Regions from separate parts of the Homo sapiens genome. Here region 2 is linked to region 1. A link is a loop called in an ENCODE intact Hi-C map of the cell type or tissue named here. Cell type or tissue: Caco-2. All regions are shown on one strand. Each heading gives the region's core, and the rest is flanking DNA. Links, peaks and the distances in the headings are about the cores only. Region 1 overlaps KCNG3 (potassium voltage-gated channel modifier subfamily G member 3). Region 2 has its middle 26 kb from the start of COX7A2L.

Region 1 (12,310 bases), core at 4,835-9,834:
ATGTCTCAGTGCACATGTAGGAGACCTTCTTTAATGCATCTACCTAGGATTGGAGTTGCTGTATTGAAAAGTATGCACATCTCTCCTCGATGTTGCTAAATAGCTCTCCAGAGTAGTTCTACTGATTTATATTCTTAACAGTAGTGAATAGAAGTCCTGTTGTTCAATATCCTTGCCATTTCTACATGTTGTCAGACTTTAACACTTTGCTAATCTGGTAGATATGAAATATATTTTGCTTTTTTTCTTTTTTCTTTCTTTTTTTTTTTTTTTTTTGAGATACAGGGTCTCGCTGTGTCACTTAGGCTGGAGTGCAGTGGTGCAGTCATGGCTCACTACAGCCTCAACCTCCTGGGCTAGAGCAGTTCTCCTGCCTCTGCCTCCCAAAGTGCTGGGATTACAGGCATGAGCCACTGTACCCAGCCTCATGTCTGGCTTCTTTTGATGAGCATAATGTTTAAAAACATTTATCTGCATGTTGTTTGTATTGCTCATTCCTTTTTTAAAAATTGAGATATAATCCATGTAACAAAATTTACCATTTCAAGTATACAATTTGGTGGTTTTTATGATACGCACTACATTGTACAACTATCATCACTATTCCAGAACATTTTCATCACCCCAAAAAGAAACCTACTTGTTAGGTAGTCACACCCTGTTCCCCCTCCTCGCATACCCTGACAACCATCTGCTATCTATCTCCATGGATTTGCCTATTCTGGACATTTCATATGAATACAGTTATACAACATGGAGCCTTTTGTGTCTGGCTGCTTTCACTTAGTTTATTATCAAGATTCATCCATGTGGTATTTTATTCCTTTTATGATTGGATAATAATCTATTGTATGGTTATGCAACATGTTGTTTACCCATTCATCAGTTGAACATTTGTATTGTTTTTACTTTTTGATTATTATGACTGCTATAAACATTTGTGTCCAAATTTTTGTGTGAATATATATATATATATACACACACACACACACACACACACACACACTTTTTTGAGACAGTCTCACTCTGTTGCCCAGGCTGGAGTTCAGTGGCACGATCATAGCTCACTGCAGCCTTGAAGCCCTAGGCTCAAGTGATCCTCTACCCTCAGCTTTCCAAGTAGCTGGTGCTACAGGCATTTACCACCACGCCTGGCTAATTTAAACATTTTTTGTAGAGTTAGGATCTCACTGTGTTGCCCAGGCTGGTCTCGATCCTCAAGTGATCCTTCCACTTTTGCCTCCCAAAGTGCTGGGATTACAGGTGTGAGAGCCACGCCACCTGGCCCCCCACTTCTTTTTTTTTGAGACAAGGTCTTGCTCTGTTGTCCAGGCTGGAGTGCAGTGATGTGACCATGGCTCACTGCAGCCTCAGCCTCCCATGTCAGCCTCCTGAGTACCTGGGACTACAGACATATGCCACCACGTCTGGCTAATTTTTGTACTTTTTTGTAGAGACAGGTTCCCACTGTGTTGCCCAGGCCAGTTTCAAACTCCTGGGCTCAAGCTATCTGCCTGCCTCAGCCTCCCAAAGTGCTGGGATTACAGTTGTGAGCCACCGTGCTTGATCCTGACTTTTCTTTTTCTAAATGGTTGATTATACATCCTAGGTACTGATTGTGTATTGCAAATATCTTGTCTTATTTATTTATTTTAAAATATTTGTAGAAACAGGGTCTTACTATGTTGCACAGGCTGGTCTTGAACTCCTGCATTCCTCCTGTACGGACCTCGAAGTGTCTGGAGTACAGGCGTGAGCTACAATGCCTGACTGCAAATATCTTTCTGACTGTGGCTGGTATTTTTACTTTGTTTATGGTGTTTTGGGGCTTATAGAATCTGTACATTTTTTTAAAATTTAAACAATTATTTTATTGCGTGAGTACATAGACAAATTTATGCGACCAGGACAGAGGCTGTAGATGACTCATATTTCCAATTGGGAGGGAGGACTCGCTTTGTCTTATAATATCAAGCCAAATGGTGAATCTGACGCTCTATCAGAATCAGACAGAATTTAGCATCCTTATCCTTTCTATTCCTCTCAAGATGCTTTTGAACAGCAACTGCTTTCTTAATTAAATGGTAGAGATCTTCAGGGAGATCAGGAGCAAGTCCTTTGGACTTAAGAATTCTTAAGATTTTATTGCCTGTCACAAAACGTACTTGTGCAACACCATGTGTCTCTCTGTATCACACCGGTTTGTGAAGGAGTCAGGCCTTGTTGGCCAGTTTGTAAATCTCCTTCATTTCATCAGATGTCAACTTCAGCCAAGTGGTGATGCTGCACTGTTAGGGTAGAGCCAACCAGGACAGGCCCTTCCTGGGAGCATGCATGCAACCCATGATGGCAGCAGTCAGGCAGCGAAAGGAAGAAGCTGTACATTTTAACAGACAAATTTATCAAATTTTTCTTTATGATTAGTGTGATTTTTAACTTGTCTGAGAAAATATCCAATATCGTCTCCAAGATCATAAAGATTCTTTTATATTTTCTTTAAAGTTTTAAATATATTTATAAATAATTTACTTAACTTTTACATTTCAAATTGAGTCTTTAGTCCACCTATTATTATTTATGTGAGGAATTTAATTTTATTCACGTGGATAACACTTTCCTTAGCACTACAGAATAGTCCAGTATGTACTTCACTAATCTGAAGAGCCTCATTTGCCATTTATCTTGTTTCTGTGGGTATGTGGATCTACTTCTAGGTTCACTATCCTATTTTTTTTTTTTTTTTTTGAGACAGAGTCTTGCTCTGTCACCCGGGCTCGTGTGCAATGGCCTGATCTTGGCTCTCTGCAACCTCCGCCTCTTGGGTTCAAGCGATTCTTCTGCCTCGGCCTCCTGAGTAGCTGGGATTACAGGCATGCACCACCACACCTGGCTAATTTTTGTATTTTTAGTAGAGATGGGGTTTCCCCATGTTGGCCAGGCTGGTCTCCACCTTCTGACCTCGTGATCCAGCTGCCTCGGCCTCCCAAAGTGCTGGGATTACAAGTGTGAGCCACTGCGCCCGGCCTGCCATCCTATTAATTCCAGCATTCACACTATACTGTCTTAATTACTGAAATAATATAATCAGCTTATTAATTACCATGAAAACCCTTCTTGGGAATTTTGATCACATTACACTAAAATTTTTTGCATTAAATTTATGGATTTAGGGAGTTGGCATTTTTTTTTTTTTTTTTTTTTTTTTTTGGAGACGGAGTCTTGCTGTGTCGCCCAGGCTGTAGTGCAGTGGCATGATCTCGACTCACTGAAACCTCCGCCTCCCAGGTTCAAGCAATTCTCTGCCTCAGCCTCTGGAGTAGTTGAGATTACAGGTGCCTGCCACCAAGCCCAGCTAATTTTTTTGTATTTTTAGTAGAGACGGGGTTTCACCATCTTGGCCAGGTTGGTCTTGAACTCCTGACTTCGTGATCCACTTGCCTCATCCTCCCAAAGTGCTGAGATTACAGGCGTGAGACACTGCGCCCAGCCTGAGAGTGGGCATTTTTACATTATTTAGTTTTATTATCCATGAACATAGTATATAATTCCACTTACTCCACTATTCTTTAATGTCTTTCAATAAAGTTTTATGATTTTCATCTAAAAATTATTTTATATCTTTTGTTAGATTTATATCTAGGTACCTTATAACTTGTGTTGCTATTGCTGATTATATCCTTTTTAAAAATTATAATTTCTGCCTTTTGCTGATATAGCTGTACAGTTGATTTTGTACCTTCATCTTACTTGTAGCAGTATAGACTGTCCCTAATTTATGATGGTTCAATTTAAGATTTTTTGATTTTATGATGAGTTTATTGGAATTTAACTTCATTGTATGTCAAAGAGCACCTGTACTTTTCATTTATTCTAATAATTCAAAGGGTCTATTTTTGTTGTAATGTAGACAGTGATACTGTCTGGAAATAAAGACAGTCTTTGCAACCTTTATAATACCTTTGTCTTGCTGCAGTGACTAAACCCTCTAGAGTTGTACTGATGAGAAATGGTGACAGCCGGCATTCTTGTCTTTTTATTTTTATTTTTAAATGCATTTTTGGATCACATTTGCTAATTTATGTAGAATTTTTGCATCTGTGTTTCTAAGTAAGATTGGCCTACAGTTTTTCTCTCTTGTACTGTCTGTCTGGGTTTGGTATCAACATTTCAGTAACTTTTTTTTTTTTTTTTGAGACAGGGTCTCATTCTGTCACCCAGGCTGATGTGCAGTGGCATGATAATGGCTCACTGCAGCCTCAATCTCTCCAGGCTCGGGTGATCCTCCCACCTCAGCTCCCCAGTAGCTAGGACTATAGGGGCATGCTACCATGCCTGGCTAATTTTTGTATTTTTTGTAGAGACAAGAGTTTCGCCATGTTGTCCAGGCTGGTCTTGAACTCCTGGGCTCAAGCAGTCTGCCTGCCTTGGCCTCCCAAAGCGCTAGGATTACTGTTGTGAGCCATCACACATGGTTCTAATTTTTTTTTTTTTTTTGAAACAGAGTCTCACTCTGTCACCCAGGCTGGAGTGCAGTGGCATGATCTCAGTTCACTGCAACCTCCACCTCCTGGGTTCAAGTGATTCTCCTGCCTCAGCCTCCTGAGTAGCTGGGATTACAGGCATGTGCCACCATGCCTGGCTCATTTTTGTATTTTTAGTAGAGATGGGTTTTCACCATGTTGGCCAGGCTGGTCTTGCACTCCTGACCTCAGATGATCCACCCGCCTTGGCCTCCCAAAGTGCTGGGATTACAGGCGTGAGTTGCTGCGACTGGCCTTTCACTGACTTTTTAAAATGAGTTGGTGACTGCTTTTTTAATTATTTGGGACAGTGTTATATAAAATAGGAATTATTCATGCTTGGTATATGATAGAACTTGCCTGTAAAATCATCTGGACCCGGTATGCATCTTTTGGTGAATAGATGTCAAAGTGTAGATTCAATTTTTTTCATGATTGTAGGACCGTTCAGTTTTTCCAGTTATTCTAAAACTGAAAATTTTGGTCTGATTCATTTTTCTGGGAAATTGTCCATTTCACCTAAATTTTCACATTTATCTTCATGGAGTGGTTTAATATATTTTTATGTTTTTATAAAAGATCTGTTTTTGGCCGGGCGCAGTGGCTCCTGCCTATAATCCCAGCACTTTGGGAGGCCGAGGCGGGCGGATCACCTGAGGTCAAGAGTTGGAGACCAGCCCGGCCAACATGGTGAAACCCCATCTCTACTTAAAATACAAAAATTAGCCAGACGTGGTGGCAAGTGCCTGTAATCCCAGCTACTAGGGAGGCTGAGGCAGGAGAATCGCTTGAACCCGGGTGGCAGAGGTTGCAGTGAGCCGAGATCGCACCACTGCACTCCAGCCTGGATGACAGAGCGAGACTCCATCTCAAAAAAAAAAAAAAAAAGGAAGAGTATTTGCAGTTTTTGCCACTAATTCCTATGGCAAAAACCACAATTAACTTTTGTACCAGTCTACCATTCTGTACTCCCACCAACAGTACACAGTCGTGTGTCGCATAACGACCGGAGATGCTTGGGAGATTTCTTTGCTCTGTGAACGTCATAGAGAGTCCTCACACAAACCTAGATGGTACTGCCTGCTACATACTTCACCACTTAGGCTGTATAGTATAGCCTATTGCTCCTAGGCCACAAGCTTATGCAGAATCTACTGAATACTGTAGGCAGTTACAACACAGTGGTAAATACTTGTGTATTGTATTTCGTTTTTGTTTTTGTTTTTGTTTGTTTGAGACAGAGTCTCTCTCTGTTGCTGAGGCTGGAGTGCAGTGGCACATGATCTTGGCTCACTGCAACCTCCGCCTCCTGGTTTCAAGCGATTCTCCTGCCTCAGCCTCCCGAGTAGCTAGGATTACAGGCAGGCACCACCACGCCTGACTAATTTTTGTATTTTTGTTAGAGACAGGGTTTCACCATGTTGACCAGGCTGGTCTCGAACTCCTGACCTTAGGTGATCCGCCTATCTTGGCCTCTCAAGGTGTTGGGATTACAGATGTGAGCCATTGTGCCTAGCCTATTTGTGTATTTAAACATACCTAAACAGAGAAAAGGTATAGTAAAAATGCAGTATTATAATCTTATGGAACTACTGTCATATATACGATCCATTGTTGACAGAAATGTCATTATGTGGTGTATGACTGTATACGGTTTCAGTTACTTCACAAACTTGGTGTTATTGGTTTTACAAATTTTTGTTATTCTGTCTCAAGTGTAGTAATGTCTCATTGTGGTGTTAATTTCTCTGATGACAGAGTTGATCATCATTTTCATTAGCTTATTGGCTTTTTACATAATTTATTATGTGAAATGTTTGTCCACATAGCCTATTTTTTAAAAAATGGGTTATTTTTGCTATTGAGTTTCAGGAGTTCTTTGTACAATCTGGATACTAGTCCTTTGTCAGATAAATGTGTTGTGAATATTTTCCTCTAGTTTTTTGGTTTGCCAATTTATTTTCTTAGTGGTGTCTTTTACTATACTAAAGTTTTAAATTTTGGTGAAGTCTAATTTATCAGTATTTTCTTTCATGATTACTACTTTTTGTGCCCTATGTAAGAAAGTTTGCCTACTTGCTCAGTCACAAACATTACTCCTGTGTTTTCTTCTAAAATCTTTATAGGCTGAGGACAATGGCTCACTCCTGTAATACTAGCACTTTGGGAGGCTGAGGTGGGTGGATCACTTGAGCCCAGGAGTTCAAGACCAGCCTGGGCAACATGGTGAAATCCCGTCTCTGCTAAAAATACAAAAACTAGTTGGGCGTGGTGGTGCACACCTGTAGTCCGAGCTACTTGGGAGGCTGAGGTGGGAGGATCACCTGAGCCTGGGAGGTAGAGGTTGCAGTGAGCCATGATCGTGCCACTGCACTCCAGGCTGAGCGACAGAGCCAAACCCTGTTTCAAAAAAAAAAAAAGAAAGAAAGAAAGAAATTAAATACTCTTAAAAAAATAAAATCTTAAAGTTTTCACTTTTAAATTTAGTACTACACTCATTCTCATTAATTTTTGTGTGTGGTATGAAGTAAGGATAGTAATGCATTATCTCTAATTGTTAAAATCAACACACCAAATATATCATTTTGTCCTAAATATTCCATTAGACTGATAAAACAGTTGAACTCTCTAATGATTAAATTTTTTGTACCATTAATTTAGTCAAGCAACGTATTTTCTGGGTACCTATTAAGTGCCATGATTAGGCAATATAGTGTTTTTTGTTTGTTTTTTTTAAAGACACACAGCCCTACTTGCTTCCTAGCTGGAGAGACAGACGGCTGAATTTACAACCACTACACGTTGTGCTATGTGCACTGCTAGAGATAAGCACTGACTGCTGTAGGAACATCAGGGAGAAGCTCAGCCATGCTAGTGGACCTAAGATAAGGATTCCCTGGGGTGGTGATCCTTGAGCTCAGACTTGAAGGCCTGGTTGATGCTGGCCAAGAAGGGAGGGTAGATGTGCAAAGGCAAGAGGCGTGAGAAGACTGGGGACTGTGTTACTTTCCATTAGTTGGAGCAGATGGTACAAGGCGGAGAGTGGCAGATCTGAAGCTTTGGATGATAACTCATGCATTTTAGCTGTTATCTGTGGAGAGTTAGGAGTCAGCAATACCTCAGTACTCAGAGTATTCGAGTATTGCTGCTTTTAGTACTGCGAATGTTTTTGTATTCATGACTATAGACTAAAACACTTAGCTTATTGTTTCAGGAAGACCTTATAGTCTAGATACTTTGAAATATCCCTACCTTTGTTTAAATCTTTTGTTTTGGCCAGGCTCAGTGGCTCATGGTCTGTAATCTGAGCACTTTGGGAGGCCAAGGCAGGTGGATCACTTGAGGCCAGCAGTTCTAGACCAACCTGGGCAACTTGTTTTAATGTACATTTGGAAACTTTGTGTGCGTAGAAGTATCATTGTCCTAATGTTTGCAGTGAGTACCTAGTACACAGTAGTTAAGTAAGAATAATCTGAGTTGAGCACTGGACACATTAGTTACCTGTTGTTAGGAAATAGCAAATAATGATATCAGAATGAACTACCTCGCTTTTCAAAATGTCATTTGTTGAGGCAGCCCCCGCTGCAGCCACCACCGAGCCTGCCACCACCACTGAGCCCACTGCCACCGCCTCTAAGCAGAAGATGGTTAAGCCTCCCACGTACGCTGATCTTGGCAAATCTGCCAGGGATGTGTTCACCAAGGGCTGTGGATTAGGCTTAATAAAACTTGATTTGAAAACAAAATCTGAGAAGGGATTAGAATTTACAAACTAGGCTCAGCCAACACTGAGGCCACCAAAGTGACTGGCAGCCTGCGAACCAAGTACAGATGGACCAGATATGGCCTGACAGTTATGGAGAAATGAAACACTGACCGCACACCAGGCACCGAGATTGCGTGGAGGATCAGCTTGCATGTGGACTGAAGCTGACCTTTGATTCATCGCTTGTCACCTAATGCTGGGGGGAAAAAATGCTAAAATCAAAACTGCTATAGGCAGGAGCATATCAACCTGGGTTGCACCGTGGATTGTTGAGGCTTCAATCTGGGGTGCCCTGGTGCTGGGTTATGAGGGCTGGCTGGATGGCTACCGGATGAATTTTGAGACCACAGAGTTTTAAGAGAAGCAGAGGGACTTTACTCTTGGCTACAAGATTGATGAATTCCAGCTTCACACTTATGTGAATGACGGGGCAGAGTTTGGCACCTTTGTTTCCCAGAGGTGAATAAGAAGTTGGACACTGCTGTTAAGCTTGCCTGGATATCAGGAAACAGTAACACTCACTTCATCAGGAAACAATAACACTCACTACAGCAGGCAAGTATCAGATGGACCCTGATGCCTGCTTCTTGGCTAAAGTGTACAACCCTAGCCTGATAGGTTTAGGGTACACTCAGACCGTAAAGCCAAGTATCAAGCTGATGCTGTCAGCTCAGCTGGATGGCAAGAACGTCGATGCTGGTGGCCATGAGCTTGGTCTAGGATTAGAATTTCAAGCACAAATGAATACTGTACAGTTGTTTAATTTTAAACTATTTTGCAGTGTAGCTACCTTCAGAATTTAATGTATCTTTTAACATATATTTGAGATGCAAGTATTGCTACATTTCATGCTAGACCTCCAGGTTAAAGATGATTCAAAGAGTGCTACCTTTTCAGACATACAGAAGAAACCCAATTCCAAAAAAGGTCCTTTTAGCTGTAGACTTGGGGGGAATTTGGTAGCCCTTCTAGAGATGCCAGGTTTTAAAAAAATCTTGCAGTGGCTGCAAGTGGAAGATGATTATGTATAGGCACTTTGTAAATTTGTATTGAATAAATGAATGAAACTGTGACTTCCTGATAATTGAACCTTGGTTTCCTAACCCCAGTTGATCAGAGGCTCATTGCTTCGTGGTGTGTACAAATTCACCTGACAAAGACTTTTTAATTTTTATTATTTATTTATTTATTTTTGAGACAGAGTCTCACTCTGTCGCCCAGGCTGGAGTGCAGTGCTGTAGTCTCAGCCCACTGTAACGTCTGCCTCGTGGGTTCAAGTGATTCTCGTGCCTCAGCCTCTCCAGTAGCTAGGATTACAGGCACGTGCCACCACGCCCGGCTAATTTTTGTATTTTTAGTAGAGACGGGGTTTAACCATGTTGACCAGGCTGGTCTCCAACTCCTGACCTCAAGTAATCCAAAGTGCTGGGATTACAGGCATGAGCCACTGCACCCGGCTAAGGGATCTTTTTAGACAGATCTTCATGACCTGTTCCCATCCCAGTCCTTCATCACCTGTCTTATACCAAAAGGTCTGCAGGGTGTGATAGCTGCTTCTTTTCTACCATTTTGGGGTGGAGAGGGTGGATCTGATGAAGCTGATAATTCAGGACTGAATTCCTTCTCTTGTTGTGCTTTTTTGCCCTTGCACTAGAGTATGAAATAGCTTCCAGGAGCTCCAGCTATAAGCTGGGGAGAGGTTGTGTGATTGTAATCACATGGTGACAACACTTAAAATCTAAATTGGACTTCTGTTGCATTCTCACCACTCAATTTATTTTTTAGCAGTTTAATGGGTACATTTTAGAGTCTTTCATTTTGTGTGGAATTAGATCCTCCCCTTCAAGTGCTGTAATTAACATCACTTAAAATAAAACTTGAATAAAATATTGAAACCTCAAAAAATTAAAAATATCATTTGTTGAAATTCATCTTCCCAAGTTGTTCTGTAGATAAAAACTATCTTGAAGCCAAAATGGTAATATACTATTAAAGAAAAGAATTGTTATCACTTTTTGTAAGGTGATCTTGTTTGAAGAGGTAGATCTTGATATCCTTTCTAGTCTCATAATTCTTTTACTAATGAACTGCCAGTTAAATAAAAAGGGAATAGAACCCATGTGGTAGTCATGTATGGAATAGGAACAGATTATTGAGATTGATCTTCTTGTATTATTTAGGCAAATATATGTACATTGGGGTGGTGGTGAAGGTGCAGAAAGGGATTGTGGCACCTGAAGATTAAGGGGGCCCACCCGGAGTGGAGAGTGTGGGGCCGGGGACCACAGGTGCTGTCAGGCCTGGGTTTCTGCTGCTGTCATCTCTGGAAAGTTTTTAGCAGTGAGAGTCAGAACCACAGATTTTTGATCTCTTCGCCTGTATGCATATGTCCTCTACAGCATGGTAGTCTTCTGAAAACACACTCCCTGGCTCTGGTGAAGAGAAGTGCACCCTGATTTCTGGGTCAGTCAGAAATCTTGAGAGTTTCTGACTCTCAAGAGCCTCAGGCAAGGCGCACACAGAAACACCTCTGGTTTGTCCATGGAGCCAGTTCAGAGCTAAGGAAAAAGCAACCCAAGTCCTCTGTTAGAGCGTAATGAACACGAACACTGATGCATGGGATGGATGAAATTCTTTATGTAAATTAGCTCCTAGAAGATGATGTCTACCTTTTTTTTTTTTTTTTTTTTTTTGTTTTGTTTTGTTTTGTTTTTGGAGACAGAGTCTTGCTGTGTCACCCAGGCTGGAGTGCAGTGGCGTGATCTCGGCTCACTGCAAGCTCCACCTCCTGAGTTCACGCCATCCTCCTGCCTCAGCCTCCCGAGTAGCTGGGACTACAGACGCATGCTGCCACGCCTGGCTAATTTTTTGTATTTTTAGTAGAGACGGGGTTTCACCACGTTAGCCAGGGTGGTCTTAATCTCCTGACCTTGTGATCTGCCCACCTCGGCCTCCCAAAGTGCTGGGATTACAGATATGAGCCACCGCGCCTGGCCTACCTTTTTATCAGTTAAGAAAATCAAAGGAATAGTCAGAGTAGCCATTTTTTTGTAAGATGTTTTGGGGTGCCTTTTGTTTTCTTCACTTGCCTTTCCATTTAGGGGAAGCCTAAACACTGGTCAGTGGCCCAGTGTCGTGTACCTGTTTAATCTATGTAGGGCATCTGCTCACATCTGTGTTTTGTTTTGTTAACTTTTTAAATGTAATTGCTTTTACTTCATCAGGTATCTGGCACTTTCCTGATTTTGTTTTTGCCAAATTAAATCGCCACTTTCTCAAAGAAGCTTTCCGTGGTCTCCCAGATGAAGAAAAACTTATCTTCTTCTGAACTTAATGCACATCAATTATAGCATTTATTACTTTCTACATTCTATTTTTGAGTTCTTAAGGATTGGATTGTTGTTAGGGAGGGTATATCTTACCCTTTGCTAGGTCGCAAACTTTCAGTCTGTTTTATCTTCTTTTAAAAATCTTTTTATTTTGAAATGATTTAATTATTAATTAATTAGTTAATTGATTTATATTTAGAGAGAGTGTTGCTTTGTTGCCCAGGCTGGAGTGCAGTGGTATAATCATGACTCACTGCAGCCTCAAACTCCTGGGTACAGGCAATTCTCCCACCTTCTGAGTAGCTAGGGCTACAGGCGTGCACCATCATGCCTGCTATTTTTTTTGTAGAGATAAGGGTCTTGCTATGTTGTCCATGCTGGTCTCATACTCCTGGCTTCAAGAAGTCCTCCCACCTCAACCTCTCAAAGTGCTGGGATTACAGATGTAAGCCACCTTGCCTGGCTTAAAATAGTTTTATACTTGCAAGAAGTTGCAAAAACAGCACAGAGAGTTCTGTTTTACCCTTCATCTGGTTTCCCCAATGATAACATCTTTTTTTTTTTTCTTTTTGAGATGGAGTCTCTCTCTATTGCCCAGGCTGGAGTGCAGTGGTGCAATCTCGGCTCCCTGCAAGCTCCACCTCCCGGGTTCACACCATTCTCCTGCCTCAGCCTCCCGAGTAGCTAGGACTACA
Region 2 (12,310 bases), core at 3,580-8,579, 77 kb after region 1:
AGTCTCACTCTATTGCCCAGGCTGGAGTGCAGTGGTGCAATCTCAGCTCACTGTAACCTCTGCCTCCTGGGTTTAATCAGTTCTCCTGCCTCAGCCTCCAGAATAGCTGGGATTACAGGTGCCCGCCACCACGCCCGGCTCATTTTTGTATTTTTAGCAGAGACAGGGTTTCACCATGTTGGCCAGGCTGGTCTCAAACTCCTGACCTCAAGTGATCTGCCCACCTTGGCCTCTCAAAGTTCTGGGATTACAGGCCTGAACCACCGTGCCTGGGCATTTTTTTTTTTTTTAATGTAAGAGATAAATAAAATTCTTTGTTTTTTTTTGTTTTCCTGTTTTATCATAATAATCACTTATTGCATGTCAAGTACTGTTTTAAATGCTTGGATTATGTACTAAGTTAATTCTCTTACTACCAACTCTATGAAGCAGGTACTATTATTATCCCTATTTTACAGATAAGAAATGAGGCACAGAGAGATTAGCTATTTTGCCCAAAGTTAATTAATTTGGGCTTAATATAATAACAATTTGTGTTTGTAAACTTTGTGCTAGACTGACTGACTTAAACTGCATCAACATAGCTGAACCCAATCCTAACTGATACGGCTGTGAAATCAACCCAATACTCCCATAGACAGTTTTGTTTTGTTTTGATACACATAGAAATTGACGCTTCTGGTCTTAAAGCTTGAAACTCACGTTGTTGTATCTGAGTTCTTTCCTCAGGAAAGGATCCCCAGGACTCTCAAAAGTATCAAAGAACTGAAGCTTACTAGATCATTGCGTCCAGACGATGAGATGCCAGGACCCTCATTCATCGAGATTACTTCCTTACCCCTCCTGAGTTCCTATTTTCCCATATATATTTACATTTCTTCCCTGCTTTATAAAGCCCTAATTTTAGTCAGTCAGGGAGATGGATTTGAGACCGAGCTCCCATCTCTTTGGCTGTAGCACCCAACTAAAGCCTTCTCTTTGGCCATAATTGTTGTCTCAGTGATTGGCTTTCTATGCTGCCAGCAGTAGGACCTAGACTGAACCCTGGTGTTTCAGTAACAGCTGTGCACTACCACCCCTGAATCTGCTACCACCACAGTGTTGTATTAGAGAATCAGCAGGTGGGGGACACCCATCCTCCCCTGGCATTACCCACTCCCTGACACCCAGGATGTGAAGGAAGGAGATCCCAAAGTTTCAGGTTGTAACTAGTAGTGCAACAAGCAAAGGGCCAAGGAGAAGCAGAGACTAGAGGAAGGGACCAGGTGACCTGGCAGGGCAGGGAGATGTGGGCTGCAGCATGGACTAAGAGCAGACGGGAGACAAACTCCCTTTCCCTGAATGCATTAGAGGAAGGTGGCAGGGAGAGCCTCCTGAGTTCATGCCTATAAGGCATTTCTGACATTTAGCATCATTTTCTTAGGCATAGGCTTTGGTACATCTTGACTTTATTTGAATTAAACTGATGAAATAATTATTTAGCGAATTTCAGATGCTCTAATTGTTATGAATAAAGAGATCCCTAAGATTTTGCTGTATCTTTGGTAGGAAAAATAGGGGGCCAAATTTTAAGATACTGATATGAGTGCCTGGCACCGTAAAAACATCTTTATTGATGGAATTCATCAAAGACAAGAGATATAAAATGTTTAGGCCGGGCGCGGTGGCTCACGCCTGTAATCCCAGCACTTTGGGAGGCCGAGGCGGGCGGATCACGAGGTCAGGAGATCGAGACCATCCCGGCTAAAACGGTGAAACCCCATCTCTACTAAAAATACAAAAAATTAGCCGGGCGTAGTGGCGGGCGCCTGTAGTCCCAGCTACTTGGGAGGCTGAGGCAGGAGAATGGCGTGAACCCGGGAGGCGGAGCTTGCAGTGAGCCGAGATCCCGCCACTGCACTCCAGCCTGGGCGACAGAGCGAGACTCCGTCTCAAAAAAAAAAAAAAAAAAAAAAAAAGAGATATAAAATGTTTAAAAGAGAGACAAGTGTATGCTAGACATCTACTCTTGATTATTGAGAAGGCTGGGAAGGACAGCTTTCTCAGGAAGCTGTAGAGAGAAATTTGGTCTGTTTCTGTTGCCACTTTGTTTCAATCCTTGGTCCCCAAACTGGCTGTAAATAAGCCAATCTTAAGGATGCTGTTGCAAGCTAGAAGGTGCTGGAAGCAGAGTTTGAGCTCATGCTAGTGAGCTGTGAGTTATGGGTGTTGAACCAGGTAGGTCACTTTGCCCTGGGTCTTTAGGCAACCATTAGGGGCTTGTCTTCTGGTCATAGAAGTGAGGACAATGTGGAGCGCTCCATGAGTAGGAGATGGCTTGCTGGGGGATTTCAATAGCACCATGTTAGAAATGTTCTTCTGCTCTAATTTCCCCTCATTCTTAATAAAGACACAAGACATAATGAGGCAAATGGGCCCTGTATTTGGAATGCAAATCTGGCCTGCAGAGCCACATCCTGGCAGAGCTGTCTGGGAGGAAAATAGTCACAGCAGCGCTCTCCAGAAGAGTCCTTCCTGAAGATTCCCCAGCTGAACCTGGGAGCTCAGCCTACAGCACTTTCCTCCGGAATGAGAGTTGGTGACTCTGGGGGAAATCCTAAGGCAAAACTGGACTGCCCAGAGAAACAAATAGGTGTCCCCAATGAACCTTGCTGAAAAGAGTCCAAATTGGACTCTCGGAGAAAATGAGGGGAAATGAAAATATAAGTGAATCAATCATGGTTTCAGACAGATTTGGAGCTAGGAAGATAACAGCCTGTGAATGCTGGTGGGAGAGCTGTTCTAATAGCTCACTGATTATTTGTTAAGTTTTCGAGTCATCTAAGAGAAACAGGCCTCTCTAAGGAAAGAACAAAGACTTTTTCAGTTTGACAGTTCTGAGAAAGGTGAGGAATAAGTCCACATGATCAAAATGGCCTTATTCAGAGGAGTCTGATAAACAACACAGCAGCCTTGTTTCCCTGGGTTTTAAAATTTTTGTCTTCCTCCTGATCATTCACGTATATCATTTCTCACTCCTTCGTTCACTTTTGCCCCTGGGGATTGGGTCATGCAGCAATCAGGAATACATCCAGGAACAAAATATTAAAGGCACCATCCTTGTTCTGCATTAGAGAGTGAACATTGTAGAGCTACGGAAAATGAAGCCAATCTTTCACCCAGGATGGCTCAGAATAGATCATTCCCTGGGATCTGCATCCACCATTCATAAATGAATCCAGAGCTTTTCTAAAGGAGCTTAAAAGATTTTATTCCTAATCCATTTTTTTTCTTAGAGCTTTGGAAATATGGCTCTGTAATTTAATGATTACAGGAGATGAGCAAAAGAATGAACTAAATAAGATAGCATCAGCTTGCTTTGTAATGAAGGGCCAAATTTTTCCAAATATAGAGCAAAATCCAATTTTGGTGCTGTTGTTTATAAATGTTTCCTGCATGACATTCACATGGGAGATGCAGTAGGAACACACATATGTCCTTTCCCACATAGAGAGCCTTCCCCTTGGCTCTTTACAAAGTTAGGGTGGGGGCAGTAAGCCACCATGGTCACTTTCTCTAAATCTCTGGCACTGCCCTATACAACAGTAAACTTTGCTGATGAAACAAATATAGGCAGAAACAAGACATACCCCAAAACAATGAATAACCACTAGTTAGCATCACAGACAGCAAGCCCCCAAAGCACCAGGGACTTTCTTGCAGTTGATAACAAATAAGATTTAAAAAGTGATGCCACACAAAATATGGTGTGGTGTCCTGGACTGGATACTGGAACAGTAAAAGAACCTTAGTGGAAAAAACTGGTGAAATGTGAGTAAAGTCTGCAGTTTAGTTAATTATGACATACCAATTTAAATTTCTTAGTTTTGACAAATGCACAATGGTCAGGTAATATATCAACATTAGGATAAACTGGGTGAGGTGTTTTCAGAAACTCCTCATGCTATAATTACAACTTTTCTGTAGATACAAATATATTCCAAAATAAAAAGTTTATTCTTGAAAAAGTGAAGTCACATTTTTATTTGTTACTACTGGGAGCATAAATGGGTCCAAATGTTCTGACACTGCTCATTAAAATCTTTAGAAATGTATGTGCCCACTGACCCATCATTTCATTCCCAGGAAATAGTCAAGGGCCTTTCTTTCAGCACTCTGAGTAAAGTTGGTAAGAAACCAGAAGTCCAAATTTAGGGACCATAGGAACAATAGTATAGCCATGCCAAAGAATTTACAAAGTTACTAACAGCGATGTTGGGGAAATGTTTGATGATGTGGAAAGACTATGATCATACACTGTTAAGTGATAAAAGCAGGTTACAAAGTAATCTACATGGGGCCGGCAAGGTGGCTCATGACTATAATCCTAGCACTTTGGGAGGCTGAAGGGGGAGGATCACTTGAGGTCAGGGGTTTGAGACCAGCCTGGCCAACATGGTGAAACCTTGTCTCTACTAAAAATACAAAAATTAGCTGGGTGTGGTGGCAGGTGCCTGTAATCCCAGCTACTCGGGAGGCTGAGACAGGAGAATCGCGTGAACCTGGGAGATAGGGGTTACAGTAAGCCGAGATCCTGCCACTGCATTCCAGCCTGGGTGACAGGGCGAGACTCCCTCTCAAATAAAATACAAACAAAAACCAAAACAAAGTAATCTACATAGTATGATCTCATTCAAAAAAAAAATTATGTGCTTAGAAGAAGGAGACAAGATATATCAAGGTATAAATAGTGGTTTTCTCTAGGCGGGTGAGACTATTGGGTGCCATAGACTGAATTGTGCCCCCTACCTCCAAATTCATATGTTGAACCCCTAACTCCTGGTGTGACTGTATTTGAGGATAGGGCTCTTAGGAAGTAATTAAGGTTAAATGCAATCATAGGATTCTACTCTAATAGGACTGGTGGCCTCACAAGAAGAGACAAGAAGAAAGCTGTCTCTGTGCACACACACCGAGGAAAAGCCATGTGAGCACACAGCGAAAAGGCAGCCGAGCCCACAAGCCAGGAAGAGAGCCCTGCACCCCAGAACTCAACTGTGAGAACATACATTCCTGTTGTTTAAGCCACCAGTCTGTGGTATTTTATGGCAGCCCAAGCTAAGACAGTGAGTATGTACATTTTCTTGTTTTTGCTCTCTGTTATTTTCTGTAGTGAATATCAATTGCTTTATTATTTAAAGAACAATAAATGTGAAACGTTTATTCTTAGGGCTCACTTCATTATCGACAGAAAGGAACACAGCTCTCTGGGTCTCTTTCGGGAATAGTATTGAGTGGGAACGGTGAGATCACCCAAAGATCATTTCCTCGCGGTGTCCACCTGCTGTCAGGCTCCTTATGCCAGGTGCTCAGGGAGGGGGCATGGACCCCCACATCCCTGGCATTGCCAATAATTTCTAGCTGAGCTTGCACAGTGATTTAGAGTTTAAAACACACATCTGTATATGTTAACTTAGTTGACTGCCACAAGCAGTAAGCAAGGCAGGCACGAGCAAGGCTTAGGGAGGTTAGGTGGCTTGCCCAATGTCACATGGCTAGTGGCAGTGGACCCAGGTCCAGGAACTGGGTTTCTTGGCTCCAAGAACAGTGCCCGACTCTGCTACTAGTTACTGCCTATCTAGTTCTTTCTTTTGCATCAGTCCTGGTTAATCTTGTGAGTAAGATTTGGAGAGCAGTCTCAATCCTCCAGAGTCCCACTCCAGGTATAAATTTCATATTGGAAATAGAAAGGTGTTACATTCTCCTACTTCCTTGCCAACCATGAGCTATTTCTGGGCCATGTGTTTTCCAGTACCCCAGAGGGTGTGCAGGCTGTGATAGAGGCTCCAGCAGCCAGTCTTGATTTATTCCTGTGCATCCACCTGGTGGCAAGGTGAAGCCTGGATGCTGGGCCCCAGAAAGAAGGTGGTGCTTGTGACAATGGCTTTGCTGCAAAAGCTAGAATCTGTCAATGTTGAAATCCAGCTTCAGACTTATCTATTTATGAATTTGTTCTGCATTGACAAGTATGAGCTTGGATAAACATCTTTAAATCCTCTTAGGGATTTTGCTGTTTTTGCATTAGCGAATAAGAACTGTTGCAGACATCGGCACTCTTTGCTAGATTTCTTAGTGTTCTAGGAGTTAAGTAAAATTTAAGGTGACTGAGTGGAAGAACTGGGAAGAGTTTGTATTGGCATGAGGATTGCTACTGCTCTCTTTGACTATGGAACTTAAAAATAATATTTACATATAAGGTAGAAAAATAAAGAGTATTGTTGGCCGGACGTGGTGGCTCACGCCTGTAATCATAGCACTTTGGGAGGCCGAGACGGGTGGATCACCTGAAGTCAGGAGTTCAAGACCAGCCTGACAAACATGGCGAAACCCCATCTCTACTAAAAATACAAAAATTAGCCATGCATGGTGGCGAGCGCCTGTAATCCCAGCTACTCCGGAGGCTGAGGCTGGAGAATCACTTGAACTCAGGAGGTTGAGGTTGCTGTGAGCCAAGATTGCGCCATTGCACTCCAGACTGGGCGACAAGAGCAAAACTCCATCTCAAAAAAAAAAAAGTATTGTAATATGTGCACTCAACAGATGTATGTCAGTGCTCAAACTGTGCAAGGCATCGTGCTAAACTTGAAGACATGCAAAGCTGAAGACCAAAATAACACCTGCTGTTAAGGCAAGGACTGTCCACTAGGGGAGATAGACATGCACACACATTATCATTACCCAAAGAGGGTGGAAATGTGGAGGATTCTTTTAATTGTTATAATCTCTAGGGGCCATCTCTGGCATTTGACCAGAGGAGAACTGACCTGGTGTCACAAAGCGGGGCAGTGTGATCAGAATCAGGACCGACCCAGATGTACAAACCCTCAGCCCCAATTCCCTTGAACTTCAACTCCATAGAAGAGAGTGCTGGAGGCTGGGCTGGCACCTCTTCCTCTCTACTTCACCCCTTACACCTGGAAGGCAAGAAGGCCCACAGCAAGAATGGGAGGGAGGCTTCTGTCAGAGGAAGAGAAGTGATCTGATAGAGGCCTTCCCTACTCCATAACTTCCAATCACTGTCTGATGAGGCAGAGTCAGGGCCAGACTCTTCAACATGGTCTCCAAGACCCTCCCTAAGTGGCCCAGCCTGTGGACATCAAGGATCAAGGAGCCCATCTCTCCTTGATCCTTTCCACCATCCTTGCTGACTTTCCTTGGAAGACCAGAATATGCTGCCCCCAAATTTGAAGGATTGATGAGCTGAAGATAAGAAGAAGCAGATGCAGGAAAGCTCTCTGCCCTTCCTGTATTTGCCTAAAAGCATGACACAGATTTACAGGGACAAAAGGTTTCCTGGCCCCCTCTTCTTCTTCTTTTTTTTTTTTTTTTTGTTTTTGTTTTTTGAGACCAAGTTTCGCTCTTGTTGCCCAGGCTGGAGTTCAGTTGTGCAATCTCGACTCACTGCAACCTCCGCCTCCCAGGTTCAAGTGATTCTCCTGCCTCAGCCTCCCTAGTAGCTGGGATTACAGGCAACTGCCATCACACCTGGCTAATTTTTGTATATTTAGTAGAGACGGGGTTTCACCATGTTGACCAGGCTGGTCTTGAGCGTCTGACCTCAGGTGATCCACCCACCTCGGCCTCCCAAAGTGCTGGGATTACAGGCGTGAGCCACCACACCTGGCCCCGGCTCCCTCTTCTACTAGGGAGGACAAAGTTTAACTGCTGAAGACAACTTTGGACCCTTATCGGCATGGAGATGGTACCAGAAGAATCTACATTAACGAGCCTTGGTAATTTGCCTTTATCTGCATGTATTTGCTCCCCCCCAGAGTGCTCCCCCTAGAGACCCAAAGTCCTTTTCTCTTGTCTTGTCACTTATCTAAAAATTTACTGTTCTTTGTTGAGAATAAGCTGGAATTCAAGGCTGCCTCTTTGAGAACTCTCATTGCCCGGGTGTCTCCCATGCACATGTGAACTCTACATGTTAATAAGCTTCTGTTCGTTTTTCTCTTGTGAATCTGTCTTTTGTTACAGGGGTCTGATGGGGGTTATTCTTTCCTGACACCTTGAAACCCTCCTGCATTTTGCTGACACTGTGACTTCCTGCATCATGTTCTCGTGTCACCTTCTTTCTCCTGAAATCTTAGGCACCATAGTCCAGCTCAGATGCTTCTGCCTCCCTCTTTCCACAGTCCCTGCCTTTGGAAGGGCTCCCTCTGCTGCTCCCAGTGCTTGGCTCGGCCTGCTGTCACAGCAGGTTGGTGGTGTCCTCCCATGAGTCTCTGAGGCTGTGTGTTCCTTGAGGGTAAGGACTTGGTCTTCCATCGGCGTCTCAAAGGCAGCGCTGGCAACATTCATTTTGGCATTTTTAGGGCCAGCCTCAGCCTTCCACATCCTCAGTGATGATAAATTTTTTATTTCTTCACTGGGATTGCATTTTCTCTCTGTCACTGTTTGACGCTTAGTAACTGGCCAACAAATCTTTGTTGAATTGATTTGAGGAAGGCATGAAGTGAGACTAGCACTGGGGAGAGGCACTTGTTCCCCAGTTATTTACAAGAAATAGTAGAAGCCTGAGGTTTTAAATGACAACTGGCAGCCCAGCTGATGGCCTGTGTGTCCCAGCTTCCTTGCAGCAGCAACAGCCTTGCTGACGACCACAGTCCAGAAACTGGCAAGGCTGGCACCTTGCAGAGCTGGGGGAAGGCAGGTGGGCAGGAGAGGGAAAAGGAGGCTTGGAGAGGCACCCAGCTGCTGTATATTTGGAAGGGAAGCGAGCATTTCAGCTTGAATGTTACAGTGTACTTCTCTTCGAACATTTCCTCTCACAAAGCCAGTAATAGAATCATTAATGATGTTTTTTAAATGTAGACAATCCATTCACCTGAGCAATTGTGAGGTTTAATGACCAGTAAGCTGATGGCTTAGGAGGCTGCTCTAATAACTTTATTTTTGCAAAATGAAAGAAAACTGCCCCAAAGAACTAGGTAGTTTTTAGAGAACTGCACAGTAAATTTAGTCACACCAGGACTGGAGATCCAATGGACTCCCAGTTAAAGTAAACCCACACAGCTGCTCCAGTCTGGAGAGCTAAAAGTTGTTGTTCATATATTCGAGCGCTAAGAAGTGCTGCAGTGTGCATTGTGCCAAATTCTCAGGCCTTTGCCCCTCACTGGGGCTATCCCCAGAGAGTCCCTGAGGAGGAAAGGGGCTAGGAGGATGGCTTACTGACCTGCAGTGGAACACTGTGTGTGGTCCTTACACCCAGGTGTCAGGCCTGCAAACACTCGGGTGGCTTTTCCATCTGTGTGGAAGCATTGTCCATTCACAGCCCTAAGACCCCTTAGACCACTAGCATGGCCAGTCGGGGATTCTGGGTTTATGAAACCAAAGGAAGCTAACCAAGGATGAGCGGTTTCAGGCTCTATTTATCTGACCGATTGGCTCCACACTGGTGGTAGAGGAGGTTTAGGCCACCAGGAACTGGTTTATATCACCAAGAGGCGACCAGAGACCAAGGGAAGAAGGGGATTGAGGCTGGGCCGGAGACTTGGGGTGTGATTGCTACTCTTCCTTCTCTAAGGACAGACGCAGTCACATGCTCATCGAAGTTGGCCTTTAAACGCCAGCACTTGATTTCTGGGCCAAACTGGCCTCTTCCCCTAGCAAAGCATGCCATGTGCTGCAGCTGCTTACCTCAAAGCTGTTGAAAAAGTTATTTGTTCTAAAAGAAAAATCATTTTTTTAAAAGACTACAGTGTGTCCCACCACCCAGGGTGTATGTCATGGAACAAATACGAGCCTGACATTGTTTGGGTTCTGTTTCAGGCCATTAACTTAATGGCTTTGGTTCTTAGAAACTCTGCTGCAGACAAGAGTTACCCTCTTACATAAACATATTCATCTGGCTGAAAAATGTATTATTGTTTTCTGAGTAATGGTCATTTAAAGTAATGTGTGTGTTTTGCCCCTTCTGATCATTGTGAATATTTAGGCCCTTTGGGAAAATGGTAACAGCCCCAAGAAGCTCAAAGAACTGCAGAATTTCCTTTTCCTCTCAATCAGATTGGGTATTATAATCATTTTGCACAAGTTGAAGACTGGTACCAGGCCGTCACTGCTGAGAAGATAATTAGGAGATAATGTCAGTGGCAGAGAAAGTTGTCAGAGCAGAGTGGTCTCCTGCCGCTCTCAGAGTGCTCAGAGTGGATGTGGGAAGGGTGGGGGGAGTGAATTCTTTAGTGGAGATGAATGTGGAGAAGAGCCAGCTATTCTTTTGCCGCTAAGGAGATGATCATCTTGCAGCTATATTCTGCCAACAGCATATCCTACCTAATACCCATCTCGCTCTGCCTCCAACTTCCTTACCTAGAGATCAGGCGGAGGTGCTGCTGATTATTACAGGCACAGCTAAGATAAGGAGGCAGCTCACTGAATTTAATTCACTGAGGCAGCAATCAATTTTGTGCCAAAGCTTAACTTCCATTTGGTTAATATTTTGCACTTGGGCGGGGCGCGTGGCTCACGCCTGTAATCCCAGCACTTTGGGAGGCCAAGGTGGGTGGATCACGAGGTCAAGAGATCAAGACCATCTTGGCCAACATAGTGAAACTCTGTCTCTACTAAAAATACAAAAAAATTAGCTGGGCATGGTGGCGTGCACCAGTAGTCCCAGCTACTCGGGAGGCTGAGGCAGGAGAATTGCTTGAACCGGGGAGGCAGAGGTTGCAGTGAGCCGAGATCGGGCCACTGCACTCCAGCCTGGGAACAGAGTGAGACTCCATCTAAAAAAAAAAAAAAATTGCACTTGGTGCTCATCCCCTGAAAACTGAACACCAACTGTTGATGCAAGACAGGTTGTACAGTTGAAGGGCAGAATGGTGGGCAGTCAGAGAACAGCTGGCAGGGGACCCGAGACCTGAGGTCTGGCCCACCTTAGTGGGCTGGCCTCCCCCCACTCCGCCCCTGCTGCATTAGGGACATACGCGTGACAGGGCCCAGTGTCTGCGAGGCAGGCCTTGTGATGAGATTCTAGATTCAAATTTAGATTTTCCAAAGTAAACAAAAATCCACTGTATGTGGTAAGCTAGCAGAGCATTCCGGACTGTGAGTGTGTGTGATGCTTGCTTATGGAAACACTGTGTTCCTGAAGGTTTTTGATGGAACGAGATGCCATGTGCTTCCAACTTTGTCAGTCACCACTGGTCAGCCAGCTGGCTATGGGCTGTGGCCCCAGTGTTTGTCGTGGGTGGGGATTATTTGCTCCCTCTTCCCTTTTCTCTCTGTTTCCTCTTCACCTCTTACTTGTTCCATTTCTGGGCTGACCAGATAGCATCGCAGGCATCATGCATTTTATTCCTTTGGGGGAAAATAATTCACATTTAATCTCTGATTGGGCACTTAGCACAGTGCCTGCCCATAATAGACCCTTAACAAGAATCCGTGGGGTGAATGAGTGAAGAGAAAATTTCCATATTCTTTCTCTTTCGCATCAAGAAACTAGACAGGTGACTCCAGTGCCTCTGAGTTGCAGACTTTCTGGTTTAATCCACCAACCCATATCCACCCAAACTGGGATGTCTTGGGAGGACTGCTATCCTGGATTTGCACCTGGGAGCAGCCCTAGGGATGGCTGGCAGGGACCAGCGATCTTGTCATCATGGACCCCACAGTGAAGCCTGGCAGCCCGCTTGAGCTCTTCACACTCAGAAAGGTCTTGTCACCTATGATAGCTTTCTATGGCCCTTTTTCCCTTCATGATCCCAACTCAAAGACCAAAGAATGAACGCAGATATGGTATACACATGGTCTGTAAACAGCCAAAGAACACAAAATTCATTGAAACAAGAACATAAAGGGAAACAAAAGTTCATCCTAACAGAATGAACTTGATGAATTTATAATGACTGGGATTTATATTCTTTTGAGAGGAAACCATTAATGATCAGAGATGGACCCTGATGTACTGTGACTGGAAACTGATAACTGGTTAAAGATCATGACAAGCAGGCAGGCGCGGTGGCTTACGCCTGTAATTCCGGCACTTTGGGAGGCCAAGGCGGTCAGATTACCTGAGGTCAGGAGTTCAAGACCAGCCTGGCCAACATGGTGAAACTCTGTCTCTACTAAAAATACAAAAATTAGCCGGGTGTGGTGACACACGCCTGTAAACTCAGCAACTTAGGAGGCTGAGGCAGGAGAGTTGCTTGAGCCCGGGAGACAGAGGTTGCAGGGAGCTGAGATCATGCCACTACACTCCAACCTGGCCGACAGAGCGAGACTCTGTCTCAAAAAGAAAAGAAAAGAAAAAAAGACCATGACAAGGAAA

Evidence for each region. A loop is a pair of places that touch in the nucleus more often than their neighbours do. Peaks named below come from ENCODE experiments on the same cell type or tissue, not always from the same donor. Only the 100,000 strongest peaks of a DNase experiment are listed, where the experiment ranks them.
Region 2: a loop joins it to region 1, with 2.7 times the contacts of the local background. A loop is called at or near these places in 1 of 110 quality-filtered maps.

What each region holds. Positions count from the first base shown.
Region 1 is chr2:42,459,852-42,472,161 of GRCh38, reverse strand. The region is part of intron 1 of KCNG3 (potassium voltage-gated channel modifier subfamily G member 3); the gene reads left to right. It also overlaps the pseudogene VDAC1P13 and the pseudogene RPS13P3. Among named protein-coding and RNA genes, the nearest start is that of KCNG3, 28 kb to the left of the region's middle. In Caco-2, for the core only: no CTCF peak of the experiment used is centred there; a DNase peak (open chromatin) is centred at 7,374.
Region 2 is chr2:42,381,244-42,393,553 of GRCh38, reverse strand. It overlaps a transcript of KCNG3 not described here. Among named protein-coding and RNA genes, the nearest start is that of COX7A2L, 26 kb to the right of the region's middle. In Caco-2, for the core only: CTCF peaks have their summits at 6,664 and 8,233 (motif pointing left); a DNase peak (open chromatin) is centred at 8,223.